4 separate regions of the Homo sapiens genome follow, and regions 2, 3 and 4 are each linked to region 1. The links are chromatin contacts, found by Hi-C or POLR2A ChIA-PET in ENCODE. All regions are on one chromosome and are shown on one strand. The core of a region is the stretch at or near the end of the contact, and the rest is flanking DNA. Distances in the headings are between cores, read along the strand shown.

Region 1 (3,364 bases), core at 435-2,934:
CAGGTCACATGGAGTATAGGCCCCAGGAAGAAAAGATATCCATCTCCCTTGTCTCTTGGTGTTGATCCATCTCCCTGTCTAGAATAGTGAAAGCCTTCTGGACCAGGGAGTCTCTTGGCTCCCACTTGGCCCGAGTCAGCCGCAGCAGTGTGAACTCTTCATCAGTCCTTTGCAGCGTAACTTAACTGGGAGTAAATGTTTGCAACCCCTGGACTGCCTCAGGTCCTTTAGCTTTGGTGACCTGGGGCCATGGAGTCAGCCTAGCATTCTCCTCTCTGTGGCTCTATGTACCTGGCATGGTGCAGTGAGGCAGAGGGGACTGGAGAGATAGGCACAAGAAATGAGGTCTTGGTCCAGAAGTTCTGAGCCAGACCCAGAGATTGCTCATGGTGGGTGATATTAGCATGACTCAGATTTAATCTAGGTTTTATTTTTCTTCTCATTTTTATGAGTAACAATAATCATTTATCAGAGATAGCAGATAGGATCTGATAGCAGATGCTTAGACATTTGCAACTTATCTTTTGGACTGTTTTTATTGAAGAAGAAGTATTCTGTGTTTGAAAATATCCACATCACCTTTGAATGTGCTGTTGAAGAAGTTATTTGGGTGGCTAGGTTTTTTGAGAAGTGATCAGGATATGAAAGAACTGGAAATACCACAGATTGTGCATTTGTGACACTCCGACCCCCACTCCTCAGCCACCAGTGAAGCGGATTTTGAAAATGAATGATAGAGGATTAAATATGAAATGAGTAGAGTATTTGAAAGAGTTAGAACTGAATTAGTGCTTCATTGCTTATGCACCACTAGTTTATGTGTGCAGTGTTAAATGGAAGCTCTGTGCTGTTATAATATTGGTCTGGGTTTTGGGAGGATGATTTCCTGTTTTCAGATTTATTCATTAAATGAATGAAAGCATGAATTAGCTCTTTGTAGAGATACCTTCTCCTTGCATCCATAGAAATTTGAACTGCAATGCAGAGTAGTATTTTCCAAGGATAGTTGTTTTCTAGAACAGACCGTGCATTCCCTGAGATCAGGGACAATGCCTTGTAGATGTGCAGCAAATGCTGTTGGCTTTGAATCTTTAAGAGGCTTTCACATCTTCACAATCAGTCCATGCCGACTGTAATGCAAGACATTATTTGGTATGTATCTATAGGCATATGTAAAGGAAATGATTAATTACATTGCCAAAAGACAGCTGTTACTTGACATATGTTTAAATGGGAAGGTAGATCTGTCAATAAAACTCACCAGTAATAAGGGTGATGACTCTAGCATTCCTTAGGAGATGTGTTCAGATACATGCTGGAGTTCCTCCTGGCAGAGCTGCTTTTAGAAAAGCAGTAGTGAAGGCAGTTCTGTGATCACACAGGCTCTTGGTGCTGGGGTTTCCTTTCAGTTTCAGTCCAGTTCCTCTGAGATGAATGAAGTTTAACTCTTCCTTTTTTTCTTTTATGAATCTTCACAACTTTGATATCAGGAGAAAGATGAAAAAGAGAAAAGCATTGAAACTTGGCATTAAAAGAAAAATTTGAACATGAAGTGAAATCTAGAACTTTACTTGGTATGACTCAGTGCTCATAACATGGTGTGGTGAAATGTGAACACATTTGAAGTGTCGCTTTCATATTAATTGTAGTCTTTCAAATTGACAAAGTTGAAAACCACAAAACAGGACATTGGCAAGCTAATGTTCCTAAAACTGGAGAAATGGGGCTTTTCAGAGAGCTCTGGGGCTCAGTTTTCAAAGTAGATAGTGGCAGAACAGGCTGTTAATGGCAGCTGGGTCTGCAGATGTGAACAGCGGATTAATTGTACAAAGAGAGGAAGAAGGCAGTGTAGAGGAGAGGACACACTCCTTCATACAAAGCAAAGCAAGTCCACATAGAGCAGACTTTTTTCCCCAAGGGAAGCCCTTTTGATTTTAGATTTGGGCGCTAGGAAGTAGTGTGTTTTGCATTGATATTTTTGACACAGAACCAAACAGTCTGTAGCAACTCCCACACACATGGCCTTTTTTGCCTTTTCACTTCTCTTTCTATTTAATTCAGCAAATACTGAGTACCCATCTACACTATCCTGTACCTAGAGAGAATAAAGATGAGTTAGCACAGTCCCTGGCTCAGAAAACCTTCCAGCTTGGTGAGAATATAAAGTATTTAGGTTGGTGCCTGGTACATAACAAACGCTCTACAGCAGTAGCTATGCTATTAATGGGGGAGCGAAGTCCATCAGTACATAATGATAATATTGATAACAGTAGCTGCCATAGACTGAATTTCACTGTGTGCCAAGCATTATCTTAGTAGGTATTCCATTTATGTTACCACAATCCCAAATTAATGTAAAATGTGCAGTTACTTAGGTAGATGAGTGTGTGTTAGAGAGGGAGAGCTGTTGGCTAAGACAGCCCAGAGGAGGCAATAATTATAGGGAGGAAGTTGAGAAAACATTGGAGGAGGTGACATTTGAGCAGGTCTTGAGTAGTGTGAGTTGTACTTCACTGGGCAGGGAGGCAAGGTGAGGAAAGGCAGAGAATTACAGGAAGGAGAAATTCCCTCATAGTTCTACATTCCTTTCTCTTTTTTTGTTATTATTATGATTTCCTTCTCTTTTTTTGTTAATATTATTATTTCCTTTTAGCAATGGGATCTCACTAGGTTGTCCAGGCTGGAGTGCAGTGGCTATTCACAGGTGTGATCATAGCTCATTGCAGCCTCAAACTCCCAGGCTCAAGTGATCCTCCCACCTCAGCCTCACAAGCAGCTGGGACTGCAGGTGCATACCATTGCACCTGGCTCTCCCCTTCCTTCTTCTTTTCCCTAGACATCTCACTGTGTTCAATATACCCAAAGGATTTCTTGATCATTGGTGGAATCTCTCAGAGCTGAGAAGTTGGCTGACCATTGACGTAATATACAGATGAATAGGGTCATTTCTTATGTCTTTTTGGGAAAGCAGTGGGAATCCAGTAAACACAAAAATAATGCCTGTAGGGTGACACCAGTCTGTTACTGTGGCAGTTGAAGTAAAAATGGAGGCTTTGGCAAAGTATCGTTGGGGTGCTGCTATCCTGGCTGTGCCACTGAAGGATTTACACTGACTGATCTGTGCTATTTTAAGCAGATGTCACATGTGAAAACAGATTTACATGATTGATTAAGAGGTAGTTAGTTCACCAGGAAGTTGCCTTATTTTTTTTTATTATTTTTATTTTATTTTTTAGAGACAGTCTTGCTCTGTGACCCAGGCTGGAGTGCAGTGACATGATCACAGCTCACTGCAGGCTTAAACTTCTGGGCTCAAGCAGTCCTCTTGCTTCAGCCTCCTGAGTATCTGGGACTATAGGCACAT
Region 2 (3,364 bases), core at 485-2,984, 330 kb before region 1:
CGGGACACACTCTCCCTCTACTGGGGGCTATCACCCATGGCTAAGAGTTCGGGCCTTCCCTTTTCCATCGTGTGGTAGCAGAAAGGAGTCTCTGGCCCAAGAAGAAAAGGGAAGGATGGAGTCTCAGGATCACAGGTTGGAATTCTCAACAGGGTTCTCCACAAAACAGTGATACAAGGTTATGTTTCACATTCACTCAATTTAAAATACAGCAGTCCCCTCTTCCCCGCCAGGAATATGTTCCATGACCCGCAGGGGATGCCTGAAACCATGGATAGGACCAATACTATACACACTATGTTTTTTCCTATTCATACCTATGATAAAGTTTCATTTATACATTAGGTACAGAGATTAATGACAATAATAAAATAGAACAATTATAACGCTATACTGAAATAAAAGGTATGTGAACATGGCTCTGATAACAGAGATGACTCCTGAGTGACTAATGGACAGGCAATGTCTACAGTGTGGAGGTACTGGACACGCTCTTCAGAACGGTGCATGACTGAAAACTTATGAATCTATTTCTGGAATTTTCCATCAAATATTTTCAGACCTTGGTTGACCACAGTAACTGAAACCATGAAAGCAAAGCCTCGAGTAAGAGAGAGCGACTGTAATTTGTCAGCTGGCCTCCAACAAGCAACACGATAAACAATATTTCTATAGAAACGGTAAGCTAAGTTCCAAACAACTAATGTAAAAAACAAACTTCTGAACAAAAACCCCAAGCAAGGGATTGCATCATTAGATAGATCCTCTCATATAAAATTAGCAACAAGGCTGGCCATACAGTGGCTCACACCTGTAATCCCAGCACTTTAGGAGGCCGAGGTAGGCGGATCACTTGAGGTCAGGAGTTCAAGACCAGCCAGGCAAACATGGTGAAACCCTGTCTCTACCAAAAATACAAAAATTAGCTGGGTGTGGTGGAGCACACCCATAATCCCAGCCTACTCGGGAGGCTGAGGCAGGAGAATCGCTTGAACCCGGGAGGTGGAGGTTGCAGTGAGCCAAGATTGTGCCACTGCACTCCAGCCTGGGCGAAAGAGTGAGACTCTGTCTCAAAAATAAATAAATTAAAATGAAATAAAATAAGCAACATATCTGAATGCCCCTTTCTCTTTAACTTACATAACTTTTGAGTCATTTCACTTCTATTTCTGCTCCTTTATTTCAAAAAGATATAAGCCATGGCCATTTACAAATCTCCAGAGATGGTGAGATTTAGTACACTGGCAAACAAAGTATCCTGAGCTCCGTGGAGAAAAGAGACTATCTGCATGTGTGCGATATTAAAAAAAGCTGGCCAAGGCTCCTCTTAAAAGGAAAGCTGTAGTCAAAGCTTCTAGGGCTTCAGTAAATATAGAATCCACGTAGAAAATACCGAGCCTTTTATATCCTTACAAAAAAAAAAAAAAAGGGAAGTGTGTATGATGTGAGAAGAAAAAAAGGAAGGAAGACAATTGTGTAAAAAAAGGTACAGGGCACTGTTACAGGCAGAACCGTGTCTCCCTCAAATTCCCATGTGGACACCCTAACCCTCAGTGCCTCAGAATGTGACTGTATTTCGTCGCATGGTCTCCAATGGGTAATTACTTTAAAGTGAGGTCGCCGGGGTGAGCCTTAATCTAATCTGATTTGTGTCCTCATAAGAAGAGGAGATGAGGACACAGACACACACAGAGGGAAGCCCATGTGAGGACACAGGGAGAAGACAGCATCTACCAGCCAAACAGAGAGGACCCAGGAGAAACCAACCCTGCCGACACCTCGATCTCAGGCTTCCAGCCTCCAGAACTGTGAGGAATAAGTTTCTGTTGTCTAAGGCAGCCAGTCTGCGGTACTCTGTGATGACAGCCCTCACAGACTAATCTCAGTGCTGAGGTGGGCAGTGGGACTCTGAAAGAAAGAAGACTGTGGCCTCTGCCTTCCTTCCTGTGATTCTCAGTGACGCTGGCTGCTTGGGCTTCACACCTGCTCTGGATAGCAAGCACGGCTTGCCCCTTTCAAGGAGGGCTTCCTCTCTCTCACCTGCTCCTTGAACAGCTCCCGGAGCGTGGCCATGCACTGCTGCAGCACCTGTTTGTCATCCAGGGTCCTCACGGATGCGACAGCCTCCCCGGCAATCACAGACATCAGCACGCTGTGCTTCTTCTGGAGACATGAAAGGAAAAGCAGGAGGTCTGTGAGTGCTCAGCTCCCACAGATAAGGGCCTCTTTTTTTTGTTTTTTGTTTTGTTTTGTTTTAAATGAGACAGAGTTTTGCTCTGTCACCCAGGCTGGAGTGCAATGGTGCAATCTTGGCTCACTGCAACCTCTGCCTCCCAGGTTCAAGTGATTCTCCTGCCTCAGCCTCCAGAGTAGCTGGGATTACAGGCGTCTGCCACCATGCCCGGCTAACTTTTGTATTTTTAGTAGAGACAGGGTTTCACCATGTTGGCCAGACTGGTCTCAAACTCCTGACCTCAGGTGATCCACCCACCTCGGCCTCCCAAAGTGCTGGGATTACAGGCGTGAGCCACTGTACCCGGCCAAGAGCCTCACTCTCACAAGTTAAATGTCACTATTTCTGGCTGTCCCTTATCCGCACGTCACTCGCCAGTCCATTTTCCTCGCAAACACTCATTATTCATCCATCCACTCTATTGCTTCCTGCTGGAAAAGAAAAACACTAAGAAATGTAAATAGCAACTTTAAGGTTCCCTTGGCTGTTCACTAATTAAAGCTTGCTTCGGAAGAAGTAGAAAGAGATGGAGAAGGAAAATCTGCAGATAAAACAATGAAAAATAAAAAAACCTCAAATGGTAAAGAAAATCTGCCCTCGGCTCCTATGTGAAACCTTTTAAGACAAAGTTTCTTGAAACTGAAAGTCAGAAACAGCCATGATTCTTTCGTGTGGCAGTGACATGACGGCAGAGAAAGTGACCACCCCCGTCCAGCTCTGGGTATGCCATTCTCCTCTCTCCTTCCTTCCCTCAGCTCTCACATCTGCTGACACTCACACCCTCCCTCACCAATCATACACCCTTTCCCAGCTCCCTAGAGGACCCTCAGAGAGGAAGTTTCAAGCACCACTCATTGACTCTGATGTCTCCAACTTCACCTAAGAGGAATTCCCCCATAGCCTGAAATGACAGTTTCCACAAGCATCCAATTCATGTCCCAGGGAGCAACATGAGGACTTTAAGAAGACATGGCAAATACTGGGGCTCCTTTCCTATAGGAAAATGTCCAGTCCAAGTGTCCTCCCAGAATATAAACATAGACCCAGGGTCTCCATGATGTTCGTTAGTTCCTGAGCTTGATAGGTGAGTAATTATCACATCAAATTCTAAACTTTAAGACGGAAATTCAA
Region 3 (3,364 bases), core at 334-2,833, 300 kb before region 1:
CTGATCCACAGTACAACCATTTCCATGAAATAATGAGGGGCTTTATATCATAGGTCGCATACATTTTTAAAAATAATTTTTATCTATTTATTTATTTTTAGAGACGAGATCTCGCTATGTTGCCCAGACCGGTCTCAAACTCCTGGCCTCAAGGGACCCTCCTGCCTCGGCCACCCAAAGTGCTGGGATTACAGGCATGAGCCACTGTGCCCAGCCTGCACATTTAAAAAAAATCCTTTGCGTTTTGCTCACTCACACGTTCCTCAGGGAGGGGAGCGGGGAATAGAAAGCAGGGAGTCCCAGGAATGGCTCTCACCGTGCACGGAGAGGGCAGCCTTGGAGTGCTCCAGCTTCCCAGGGCTGGCATTGCCAGTGGCAGCGGCGCGGTTTGTGCTGGTGCAGGAGGGGCTCATGCCAACACAGTCAGGGTAGTAGGCAGACAGCAGGGGCGCTGCCACACTGTCTTTCAGCAAAGGAGGTAGGATGAGCATAGAGTACCACCAATGGTTGGAAACTTCCAATACTCTCTGCAATGGGCCAGACAGGAAGAAGAGAGACAAGGACAGACAAGAAATGTACATGCAGATTCTGCCAGGGACAGAGGGTTCTCTTCGTTTCACTTGTCCTTAACCCGCTATGCTTTTTCTTGCTCAGACTTAACAATTCTATTCCAGAGCTCTACACACACAGATGTAGAAACAAAAATGGGCTGATAACACCTGGCAAGAATGTCTCCCAGACAGAATTCTTTCTGACATATGGCAACAGCCTCCCTTATCCCTCCCCCAAAATAAGCTCCCCAATGCCAGGTGAGTCTGAAAGCTGTGCCCATTTACTAGATCGCAAGCCTAGGTTTAAGTCTGATGTGAAAAATGCATCTCTGCTCAGTAATCATCTATCATTCAAGCCCCCCGCCTTTAACTTAGGACCTCAAGATAGTTAAAATTGGGAAACTGGGCATAAAAAATAATGCTCCCAAGTAGTAAGTATTACCGCTTTTTGCCAAAGGCTACTAAAAAACTTTCAGAGGGAAAAGTACACTGCAAACATCAAAATAAGACGCCAAATGTAGAACTGAACAAAAGCAGTTATTTTCAGTCTTCAAATACGTGATACTGTTCCAGAGTTGACTTAACATGGAGTCATCAAATCAGAGCCTTCTCATGATGACTACTGAAATAAAAAGAAAGTCTATGTGGCTTCCAAAGCAACACTGCCACAATCCATGGTAGACAGGCTTTTCTAAATGCAATCTGACACTTATGCTCCAGGAATTCGGGGAAAAAAAAAATGTCTATTCTGGAGCCTGGAAAAAAAATGTGTGTGTGTGTGTGTGTGTGTGTGTACACACACACACATATATACATACTGATATGGTTTGGCTGGGTCCCCACTCAAATCTCATCTTGAATTGTAGTTCCTATAATCCCCATGTGTCATGGCAGGGAGCTGGTAGGAGGTAATTAAACCACAGGGGCAGTTACCCTCATGCTGTTCTTGTGATAATGAGTTCTCATGAGATCTGATGGTTTTACAAGGGGCTTTTCCCCCTTTGCTTGACACTTCTCCTTCCAGCCATCATGAAGGACACATTTGCTTCCTCTTCTGCCATGATTCTAAGTTTCCTGAGGCCTCCCCAGCCATGCAGAACTGTGAGTCAGTTAACCCTCTTTCCTTCATAAATTACCTAGTCTCAGGCAGTTCTTTATAGCAAGCAGCGTGAGAACGGACTAATACACATGCAAACACCCTTTTATATAACAGAATGGATTTAAAGTAGATTTGCTAAAAGTCAATGCTGTCTTTGCCTGAAAAGCTATCGTAGTTCCTGAGTTTCAGACATCTAGAACAATCCAATCCTGAATCACTGAAAATCAGAATGACTCAGGATTCTAGAAACTCAAGAAACCCAAAATTTAAAAACCTCTTTTCTGAAACAGTCACCGAATCTGGTTACATGGTACACTGAAGTTTGTCAACTCAGGTAGCAAAGTCTTATGAAAACAGAGGAAATGTGACCAGCTTTGCCAGCTGGAAGTACTGCTCCCCCTGCCATATCTGCATGAGGACAGGACAAAGCCAACATGCTGAGGTCAGAATGCATAAGAACACTCCTGCAGCTGAATCCAGGCCAAGACGATCAAATTGTGGCCCTCTTGTGCTTTTCTTAGGAGGACTCAAGTGGAGAAAAGGTCACAAAGTCATCCTTGAAAAACAAGTACAGCAAGCCTGAGCCCTAGAGCAAGGCAGGAGAGCTGTGTCTTCCTCTTTGTTTCCTTTTAATGAAAAGCAACATAACTTTATTTTTATTTTTTAAGTTGGGGACAGGACTACCCATAATATCACTATTGCTAACATTTTCATAATATAGTTACCATGTTAGATTAAAAAGTCACTGATCAGCAACCAAAGAGAAAGAAATTCATGAAGCTGTTACTATCATTTCCTTGTAACACTTATCATCAAAGGCACAATTAACCCCAATCCACACCATCCGGAAATACTCACTAGATCCTCTGGGAGGGAACAATGATCTGAGGTCTCAGGCTACAAAAGAAAACCAAGTGTTAAATTAGGGTTGCTTATAAAATATAGTCTCAGGTATCCATTTATCTTCAATAAGATATCTCTTTTCACCTATCAGGCTGGCAAAGAAAAGCATTTTTATGAAACAATGTATAAATCAGAGTGTCTGGAGGCCTGGCTCTGTGGCTCACGCCTATAATCCCAGCACTTCGGGAGGTTGAGCAGCAGTTTGGGAGGTCAAGGTGGGTGGATCACCTAAGGTCAGGAGTTTGAGACCAGCCTGGCCAAAATAGTGAAAAACTGTCTCTACTAAAAATATAAAAATTAGCCAGGCATAGTGGCAGGTGCCTGTAATCTCAGCTACTGGAGAGGCTGAGGCAGGAGAATCACTGGGACCCGGAAAGTGGAGGTTGCAGTGAGCCGAGACTGCGCTACTGCGCTCCAGCCTGGGTAACAGAGCGAGACTCCATCTCAAAAAAAAAAAAAAAGTGAGAGTGTGGGGAGACAGGCACATGAGATCATAAGGATGTTCCTGGTGGAAAATAAAGGCATATAACAACCACGAAGGGCGGTGACAAAATACGAACATTTAAAATGCACAATCATTTGACATTATCTTTTAGAACTGAAAATACGTATGACACATCCAGCAATTCTAACTGGGTTATATTTTCCAGAGAGAGACTCTTGTATATCTGCACCAACAAAAGTATTACAAAATGTTCAAAGGAGCATTATTTGTATTCAAAAAAAGCTAGAAACTGGCCAGGCTCAGTGGCTCATGCCTATAATCCCAGCATTTTGGGAGGTCAAGGCAGGTGGATCGCTTGAGCCTAGG
Region 4 (3,364 bases), core at 375-2,874, 300 kb after region 1:
TCTGATAAGAGTGTTGATTAACTCTTGCTACCTATGCTTCCTTTAATTTCAGGAGCTGTGATTGGTTGATTGATTTTGAGGCGGAGTTTCACTCTTGTTGCCCAGGCTGAAGTGCAGTGGCACAACCTCTGCTCACTGCAACCGCTGCCTTCCAGTTTCAAGCGATTCTCCTGCCTCAGCCTCCCAAGTAGCTGGGATTACAGGCGCCTGCCACAACGTCTGGGTAATTTTTGTATTTTTAGTAGAGATGGGTTTCACCATGTTGGCCAGGATGGTCTCGAACTCCTGACCTCGTGATCTGCCCGCCTTGGCCTCACAAAGTGCTGGGATTACAGGCGTGAGCCACCATGCCTGGCCTATTATTTTATTTTTTGAGATGGGGTCTCGCTCTGCTTCCCAGGTTGGAGTGCAGTGGCATGATCATGGCTCACTGCAACTTTGACCTCCCCAGGCTCCGGTGATCCTCCCACCTCAGCCTCTCAAGTGTCTGGGATTACAGGTAAGTGCCACTATGCCTGGCTATATTTTTGTGTGTTTTTTTTGTAGAGACGGAGTTTCTCCATTTTGGCCAGTTTGGTGTCGACCTCCCGGGCTTAAGCGATCCACCCACCTCAGCCTCCCAAAGTGTTGGGATTACAGGCGTGAGCCACTGTATCCAGCTTGTGATATACTTTTAATAAATTTCTCTTAAACTTAAATTAGCAAGTGCTTGTTTATCATCCTTCCAATTAGAGAACCTGGATTCGGCCATTAGGAAGTCAAGGGTGGCATTCATTGGGAAGTTTCATGGGGTGAGAGGTGAAAGGCTGGCTGATGGGGGAATGGAAGTGAGAAGTAGAAATAATTGCATTCTAATCTTTAAGGAGTTGTTTTTTGGGGGAAGAGAAGCTGTTAAAGAAGTAGCGAACTATTTTTAACCACGCTTGAACCCATCGTTTGATAGGGTGACTGAAAAGAGAGTTCCTGAAACTTGGGCAGCCATAAATCTATTGTTTTGTTATGAATTTCTCTAATTTTTAGTGAGATAAACTTACTTTTAGTTTATCAACATATTTCAACTATTCTTACTAGTCATATATGGCAACCCTGCCCCAAGATGTCACATTGGTCTCTAAAGTGTTTCCTTCAGAGTAAGGTTCATCTGATTTGATACACTGATAGGAAGCAAGTTGTAAAAAATAAAGCCACTACGGAAGGCTTCTTTTGTAAATAAGATACCCAAGCACCAAATCAATGATTACACTGAAAAATAACTTGATTTTGGTACTAACTTTTGGAAATACACATAAAATAGGCTTTCTCTTCTCCAGCCTAACGTGGATTGAATTGCTATACTGTGTAATGATTTTCTGCCCCCTAATGGTTGTTCAAAAGCATTAAGAAATTTGTCATCTGCTTGAAAACATTTTCTATTATAAGAAAATATTTTCTTTATAGCACATTTTTAATTTTATTTTAGGAATTCGAAATGACTTAGAAATGTGTCATCATTCACAAGAGGCCCGTGTTACTCTTAAAAATAGGCCGATCTCATAAAACAACTGCGAACCTCATTATATAATGTGAACAGACAGGATTTTAGGCAACCAGTAGGTGGAGGAATTTCCAAAGCTAAGAACACCACAGGCTCCAAAACCCAACTTCAGAGCTGAGGGCCTTAAAGTAATCTGTTCAGCCTTCTCCGCTTTATACTAATAGAAGACTGTGGAGCAGCTCTGAGATATATGCTCATAGAAGTACATCGCCCATGATATTCTGGCAAAAGGAAAGACTATTTTAGATTAGGATTGGATTTTACTTGTGAAATATGAGATTGGGGCCAAGAGAAAGCATTGCTTTGGGTAGGGATAGCATGAGATTAAAAAACTGAAAATAAGTCGAGTGTGTGAAGAAAATGACTGTGACATACGAGAGGAAGGAAGCCAACAAGAGAGTGCCGTGGGTAGATGCTAGAAAGGGTGACATCATGCAGAAAGGTCAGGGAGGGAGGCTGAGTTTGGCTTTGGTCCAGTCAGCAATAGAAGGCTATTATGAAAGACAAACGTAAATATTTGTAAAATATAGTGTTGGTACAAACAAATATAAAAAAACATTGAGTTGCTTCTGCTGCTCCTTCCTTTTTTAGACCTGGAAACAATGAATCCAGAGGGAACAGCCACAGACGCTCCTGAGCACGTCAGTTTAGGCCTTCTGTGCCTAACGCAATTTCTTCCCTTAGAATTTGACCCTTGCCTGTGTCACCCAGCACTCATCCCATACCTCCTCCTGACCTCCCTGCAAGGTGGAGCCCACCAACCTGATCGCTGATCTTACCCTCCTCGTTAAGACTTACTCTATTACATCATCTTATCATTGACATGAAGTGGAGACCCAATGCCTGGCCAGTCTGAAGCTGTACACACGTAGGACATTAACTGAAACCTCAACTAAACCTCATCAAATTCCCACTTACTCTGGCTCCCCTTTCTCTATTTTTTAATTAAAAATTTTTGTATTATTCCTATTCTATTTTCCTGCAAACAGAGGCCCCCCTTCTTCTTGCACTCAAAAAATTCCACAATTCTCCTGGTTTCTTCATTTTCCCTCTTTTCACAGGCCTATATACTCTTCCATGTTTAATATCCTGGCTCATTTTATTCTTACTAACCATGAGAACTTATCTTTTTTATTCAATAGACTGTCCTCACTCTTGATCAATTTTATGCACTTAAATAGGCCATGTCATGTTTTTGCACATCAGACTGGAAAAATGACTAAGAGAGGTGGTATCCAGAGTTGACGAGGTTTGGAGAAAAACAGGTTCAGTCATTTGTGGAAGTATAGGCTTAGACATTTTTCGAAGGATAATTAGGCAGCATCCACCCAAATTCAGAATATCTGAGCCTTGTGAATCCTTAATCCTTTTAGAAATCTACCTTACAGAAATATGAGCACTAGAATAGAGCAATACAAGTCAAGCGTATTTCCTGTAGGATTATCTACAAAAGCAAAACAAAGAAAATAAATGAGACAGCCATCAAAAATTCAAAAATTAGAAACCAGAATGATAATACTTTTTTTCATTTAAAACAAGGAGTTTAAACAAGATGCTTAACTTGAAGGGAAAACTAGGATTCTTTGTTTTAGAGTAATTTATCCCTAAAGACAGATTGCCCTACACGTAACAGCTACGTACAAAAAAGTATAAAATTGTCCTTGGTTTTACAATGGTAAATGAAAAACATTAAAATTCTCCAACTGAACAAGGTATGCAAGGATTTTTTTTATTTTTTTGTTAAAATAGTGAGAGCAAAATAACTTACTGGAATATAAACGTAAGAGCCGACTGAGCATGCCACTAATGGAGAAAATGGGGTATTTCCAC

What was found. A loop is a pair of places that touch in the nucleus more often than their neighbours do. ChIA-PET counts read pairs that join two places held with the same protein, here RNA polymerase II (POLR2A). Pooled maps may share reads with other maps.
Region 2: a pooled map shows a loop between it and region 1 (12-fold over the local background). The contact joins two enhancer-like sites. A Hi-C loop is called at or near these places in 3 of 37 single-sample maps with no recorded cell type and 3 of 50 pooled maps. POLR2A ChIA-PET finds 5 or more read pairs at or near these places in 1 of 52 experiments (RWPE1).
Region 3: a loop to region 1 is called in a pooled map, with 3 times the contacts of the local background. The contact joins two enhancer-like sites. A Hi-C loop is called at or near these places in 2 of 50 pooled maps. POLR2A ChIA-PET finds 5 or more read pairs at or near these places in 3 of 52 experiments (A673, AG04450 and BJ).
Region 4: a loop to region 1 is called in a pooled map, with 2.3 times the contacts of the local background. The contact joins two enhancer-like sites. A Hi-C loop is called at or near these places in 2 of 37 single-sample maps with no recorded cell type and 2 of 50 pooled maps. POLR2A ChIA-PET finds 5 or more read pairs at or near these places in 1 of 52 experiments (activated B cell).

Annotation. Positions count from the first base shown.
Region 1 is chr6:17,883,216-17,886,579 of GRCh38, reverse strand. The region is part of intron 3 of KIF13A (kinesin family member 13A); the gene reads left to right. Among named protein-coding and RNA genes, the nearest start is that of KIF13A, 100 kb to the left of the region's middle. RefSeq lists a silencer at 1,668-1,962. Within about 2 kb of position 1,684, at least 3 of the 41 ENCODE cell types and tissues checked have a DNase peak (open chromatin) inside an H3K27ac peak, as active enhancers do.
Region 2 is chr6:18,213,806-18,217,169 of GRCh38, reverse strand. It overlaps KDM1B (lysine demethylase 1B), which reads right to left. Exons shown (of 22, transcript NM_001364614.2): 20 at 2,041-2,163. Among named protein-coding and RNA genes, the nearest start is that of DEK, 49 kb to the left of the region's middle. RefSeq lists an enhancer at 1,728-1,847 and a silencer at 2,058-2,107. Within about 2 kb of position 1,734, at least 5 of the 41 ENCODE cell types and tissues checked have a DNase peak (open chromatin) inside an H3K27ac peak, as active enhancers do.
Region 3 is chr6:18,184,955-18,188,318 of GRCh38, reverse strand. It overlaps KDM1B (lysine demethylase 1B), which reads right to left. Exons shown (of 22, transcript NM_001364614.2): 8 at 2,509-2,547; 9 at 317-527. Among named protein-coding and RNA genes, the nearest start is that of KDM1B, 31 kb to the right of the region's middle. Within about 2 kb of position 1,583, at least 4 of the 41 ENCODE cell types and tissues checked have a DNase peak (open chromatin) inside an H3K27ac peak, as active enhancers do.
Region 4 is chr6:17,582,576-17,585,939 of GRCh38, reverse strand. It overlaps LOC102724591 (a long non-coding RNA gene), which reads left to right. Exons shown (of 5, transcript XR_007059485.1): 5 at 53-149. Among named protein-coding and RNA genes, the nearest start is that of FAM8A1, 16 kb to the left of the region's middle. Within about 2 kb of position 1,624, at least 9 of the 41 ENCODE cell types and tissues checked have a DNase peak (open chromatin) inside an H3K27ac peak, as active enhancers do.